2 separate regions of the Homo sapiens genome follow, and region 1 is linked to region 2. Evidence: chromatin loops called from intact Hi-C (ENCODE). Cell type or tissue: Calu3. All regions are shown on one strand.

Region 1 (2,500 bases), 120 kb before region 2:
GCCTCTCGTGCCAAGGCCCCTAGTATAAAAACCCAGTATACAATTTTTCTTTATTCTCTGGCCCCACCCCAAAGAGTCAAAAATATTTTAAAGAAGTTTAATTTCCTCCTTTTTAGTTTTTTTTTTTTTTTTTTTTTTTGATGAATTGAAACTTTCTTGTCAGGAATGGAAAATTCCATGGCAGGCATGGCCAGTAAAAGTATGCATATATATGATTGAACATTGTGGAGCTAGCTCCATAGTAAAAATTGGCAGTGACCCATATGTATTAAAAGTGCAGTGTCCCCAACTTTATTTGAAAATTTACCTACTTAAATTATCCCTCTAACCTATTGCAATTTGATTTATAATCTGCTGTTTCAACAGAATAAATGAACCCATTAAAAACAAACATACTGTAGATATTTATATCAGGAATAAAACTTCTCTGGGGAGGATGCAATTTATGGAAGCAGAAACATTGGAAGGAAGTAACAAATTGAAGTCCCAGTTTTCTAATGAAGGATTGGAAATTGAGTTCTGCTTAAACAAGCAGGAAAAAAATGTGATTATTTTTCACTCATTAACATTTAAGTCAGTAGCAGGATATTTCACAAGTTTTAGATACGTTTGCTTAAACAATAGATTTGGTAAATATTTTGTTAAATCAAGTTTAATTTTTTTACAGTCACATATGCAACTAATTGTTAGAAACGCAGATTATCTGCATGATACACTGTGTTTATCTAGAATACATAGACATATATTTTTATAAGTAGGACTAGTATCTGACTAGGAAGTCTGCCTACTGGATTTCAGAAGAGCAAAACAGATGTAAGCCTGTCCAGAATCTGGTTCTTAGGACAGATGGACTTTTATTACAGATCATGGTCTGTCCAACAGGCTTGTAAACAAGACATAATATTGTCCATCGTTAATATTTTCCTTGAGATAAAGGTTTGAAAGAGGCAGCATGTGTCTTTTCTATCAACATGGTAGGCACGCTATTAATCTTTAAGGTACCTGAAATTTTATGTAATCCTGAAATTAAGATCCTCAAAAAAAAACATGGTTTTTCTTCAAAGTCTGCACACAACATTTCTATTACATGAATGGCGAAGTGGAAAAACACGTTCGCTTTGATTTCCACTTCTTTTGTCAGAGGCCACATGCTTATTTGGAATTATTATCCAAAGCATAATTCTTCACAAACGAATTAGCAAAAGGCATACTACCATTTGTCTTGCAATCACCTATTTGAAGGACGTGGCAAGCCCCTGTTGCTAGTGTAGAAAATGAAATTAGTCCCTGGGAGAGGATCCGATCATTGCCGTGTTAATCTAACCCTCAGCTGTTAATGATTTGCACAGGGATTCCCCTTGATGCTGTGGCTTCAACTGAAATATTGTTTTAAGAATTGATGTCAAATTCTTCCTTTTTTTTTCTGAAAGGGGATTGAGAGGAATGGATCCACAGGCTCGCTTTTCCTTTTCTGTTTATATCTGGGTTTGGGATTTTTTTTTAATAGCAAAAAATAAAATAAAAATATTTTTCACCATAGTTTTATATAACAAAACAAAAAAATGCATTTTCAGATAATTTGCTTTACTGGGATCTTTCAGACAAGGCTGTAAAAGAGAAAATTCCTTGAAAAACTTTTTAAAAATCCACATTTCATAATTTAGAATTGTTCTTTACATCTACAAGGAAGAAAGGAGTAATTTGCTATTCTCATTTAAAATACTTTAGAAAAATATTCTCCAAATTAAAGTTCATAACCTTTTACCTTTCTCTCAAAGGGCACCAGAGTTAACAGTTTGTGTTAGTTTAAGGACTGTTATGAGTAGTGGGTGAAGGAAAAGAACCTCATGTTCTATCCCTGAAGGACTGGTTTGTTTTGGTTTCTTTTTTTCCTTCTCTCTCTCTCTCTCTCTCTCCCCCCTTTCCCCTTTCTCTCTGCTTTTTGGGGTGTATTTTTTGTAAAAATATCTCTTTTATTCTTGTTTTCCTGTTATAACTCTGTACCTTTTTAAAATAACACTGCTAAGCAAAAATATTGTATTGAGGATACAGTTTGTATTTCTGGTACTTACAATGTTATGATAAGAGAACAATCTAATTTCATTTGGAACAAAATCAAACTTTAAAAGGTAAAAAAAAAAATTCTGAAGAGTTCATTCAATTTGCTGTCAAATTCATTGTCAAAATGCTTAACAAATGCATTCCAATTCAGTAAAATATATGACCCATAATCGTATATACAGGGCAATTTTCAGTTATTGGGTGACGTTTATAGTTTATCAATAATCTGATTTCCATAACCTATACACTTAACTTTCTGAGAATGAGCTAAATTAACCAACTGGGTATTTTTAAATAACTAAATCTACATCTAAATCTATATACCCTTGGGCATGTTGAATGTTTTTCTTGTTCATTTCTGCTTAAAGGGGACAAGTATTATAATAAAGGAAATTATCTATAATTGTAAATTCTTATTCATGATAATCTGGGAATTAGC
Region 2 (2,500 bases):
AGTAGTGAGTAACATATATAAATTTAGAAATATTATATTTCTGTACACAAAGTAACATTATAAATGAAAGCTTCAGGAATAATGAGCTACTTATTATTCCGGAAATTATATATCAAAAATTTCAAATATAGAGGAAAATTAAAAACCCACTCATGACCCATGAAAATTAATAACCCATTCGATCATACACTTACCATGTAACTTTCTGTTAATTTGGTAATAAATAATGTCAAGAGATTTTAAATGAAAATACTTATTCTGAAACATAAAAACAACATCTGAGATGAGCACAAATGGATCAATAGATACATTATTGATTATTTTGTATCATAAAATACTATCTAGTACAACATTCTTTAAAAAATTCAATATTTTTATAATGTAAGTAAAACGGGAAGAACTGTTAGAGAAATGGGCATCAGATTTAGATTAATTCTGCCTCTAACGCAAATTGTAGGCTGAGCCCTATATGTTCTTGACCATTCTAAGTTTTACTACATTAAAACACATAAAATATTCTGCGAGGTTTTCTCCAATGGGATTTTGAATCTCACTGATGACTGTGATTTAGGAGTAATGTAGAGAGTTTTGCAACTAACTTTACTTTACACCGTTACTCCTTTTCTACTTGGGGGTTCAGTTCAACACGCTAGTAAAAGAAATAGTCATGAGAGCATCCTAAGGAAAGTAGGCAAAATGTTAGTGCCTCATTATATTTACAATCTTTACAAAACATGTATGTCAGTAAACCATATTAACATCTAAAGCACATGATATGTAGAAACAAATTGTGACTACAAAATGTGTCTTGTTTCTTAAATATGCTAAATAGGAAATAAATCACATCTACTTCAATTTTTAATCTGTGGACTTTGGCCTTAGTTTGTGTTTTATTTTATTTTTTTGCTTTTGATTTTAACCACTGAAATCATTTACCAATACTATAAGCCAGGAAATACAATGTAACTGGCCAGTTGAGAATTAAGCCTTCTCTTTTTATTATTACAATCAAGGGGGGAAATGCTTATATATCTTCCTGCACAAAATGTTTCATTTATCAAAAAAAAAAGTGAGAAAAATAAAGAAAATTTGGGTGAGATAAATAATCCACAACTATTAATTCAACAGATATTATTTAAGAAATTCCTACCTGTAATTTATTTTCTAATATTTCTGCATCCTTAGTATTTATCGCTCAAAGATATTTGCAGCCCTCATAGCAGTGCTTGGAAAAGAGATTTGCTCTGAAAATTTAGAAATAAATTCCTGAGGTGAATACAGTTCAAAACTAAAATATATTGCTGTATTATATTGGTTTTTCTCATTTGAAATTAAAATCTAAAAAACCTTCATATTAGGTTGTGTGTGTCAAGCTGCCATTATAAAAACACTAAATGAATAAAATTTCGCAAGCAAGGCAGCATTATCAGGCTAAGTACATGTAGTGGGCTTATATATGGTGATGTTTTACATAATTCAGCTATTAATTCATCTATAGATTTACATTTCTTAAGTGCAAAAAAAAATGTAATTATTTCATTACATATGGAATTCACCTCCCAAATTTCTCAGAATCTAAGAGAAAGGATTGACATTTTCTGATATTTCATTTTTGCTTAAAATTAAGTTCTTAGGATGTTTAGATTTTATTATAAATATTACAACTTAAATTCCAGAGTTATAATGAACGGTCTATGTTTTGAAACACAGAGGGAGAATGGGGTAATGACTGAAGTACTGTTTTTTCAGTTTATTAGTAAAGATCAGCTTATAAGATGTCATTGTAAAGGTTTCTATTGATAATTACCATAAACAAAGATTAAAACTTTAAATACTAAGTTCTGGATTTCTAAGCCCGGTGAAAGTTTGTGCAATACCATGCCTTGCATTTATGATTTTTCTTTTAAAATGAACTATAAATGAAGAAATTTACACAGAATTGGAAACTATTCCTACTTTTATTTGCATTCTTCCTTCCATTCATTGCTAATGTTCAACAATAAAGCATTTTAATTCTAAAGGAATTGTTGCTTTTAACTTGAGTGTGATTATTTTAGATCACATTTTAGAGCCCTCATGTAGGTCAATGATACTTAGAATTTTTTATGTCAGATTACCATTTTTAAATGTTCACACCTAAAATTAGTCTACCAGTCCAAGATAAAGAATGGAAGTTTTTTTTTGTACTCCATTTGATTTGTTCAATACTTCACTTTAATCTTCAAGATCCAGTATATTATTTTTTAAATTCTAAAGCAAATGCTGAAAAGCCACAATCCAGTAACACAGAAATGAATAATAACACTAATTTATTCCTTTCAGAAAACACAATGATTGAAATATCTTGGAAATATTACAATATCATACTGAATGAGGTTGATAAGGTATTACTCTGAGTTTAAGTTCCAACTTATTAAATGTAATATTTGCTAGTCATTCTGCATAGTCAAGCATATAGACAGACATAATTTGACAGCAAAGGTTTTATGACATAGTAGCT

The links. Hi-C counts contacts between places; a loop is a spot of excess contacts. Peaks named below come from ENCODE experiments on the same cell type or tissue, not always from the same donor. Only the 100,000 strongest peaks of a DNase experiment are listed, where the experiment ranks them.
Region 1: a loop joins it to region 2, with 6 times the contacts of the local background. A loop is called at or near these places in 24 of 110 quality-filtered maps.

Annotation. Positions count from the first base shown.
Region 1 is chr7:15,556,104-15,558,603 of GRCh38, forward strand. All of the region lies in intron 2 of AGMO (alkylglycerol monooxygenase), which reads right to left. Among named protein-coding and RNA genes, the nearest start is that of AGMO, 4.7 kb to the right of the region's middle. In Calu3, no CTCF peak of the experiment used is centred here; a DNase peak (open chromatin) is centred at 1,308.
Region 2 is chr7:15,679,961-15,682,460 of GRCh38, forward strand. All of the region lies in intron 1 of MEOX2 (mesenchyme homeobox 2), which reads right to left. LOC105375166 (a long non-coding RNA gene) reads left to right here. Exons shown (of 4, transcript NR_134258.1): 4 at 1-2,020. Among named protein-coding and RNA genes, the nearest start is that of MEOX2, 5.5 kb to the right of the region's middle. In Calu3, no CTCF peak of the experiment used is centred here; no DNase peak of the experiment used is centred here.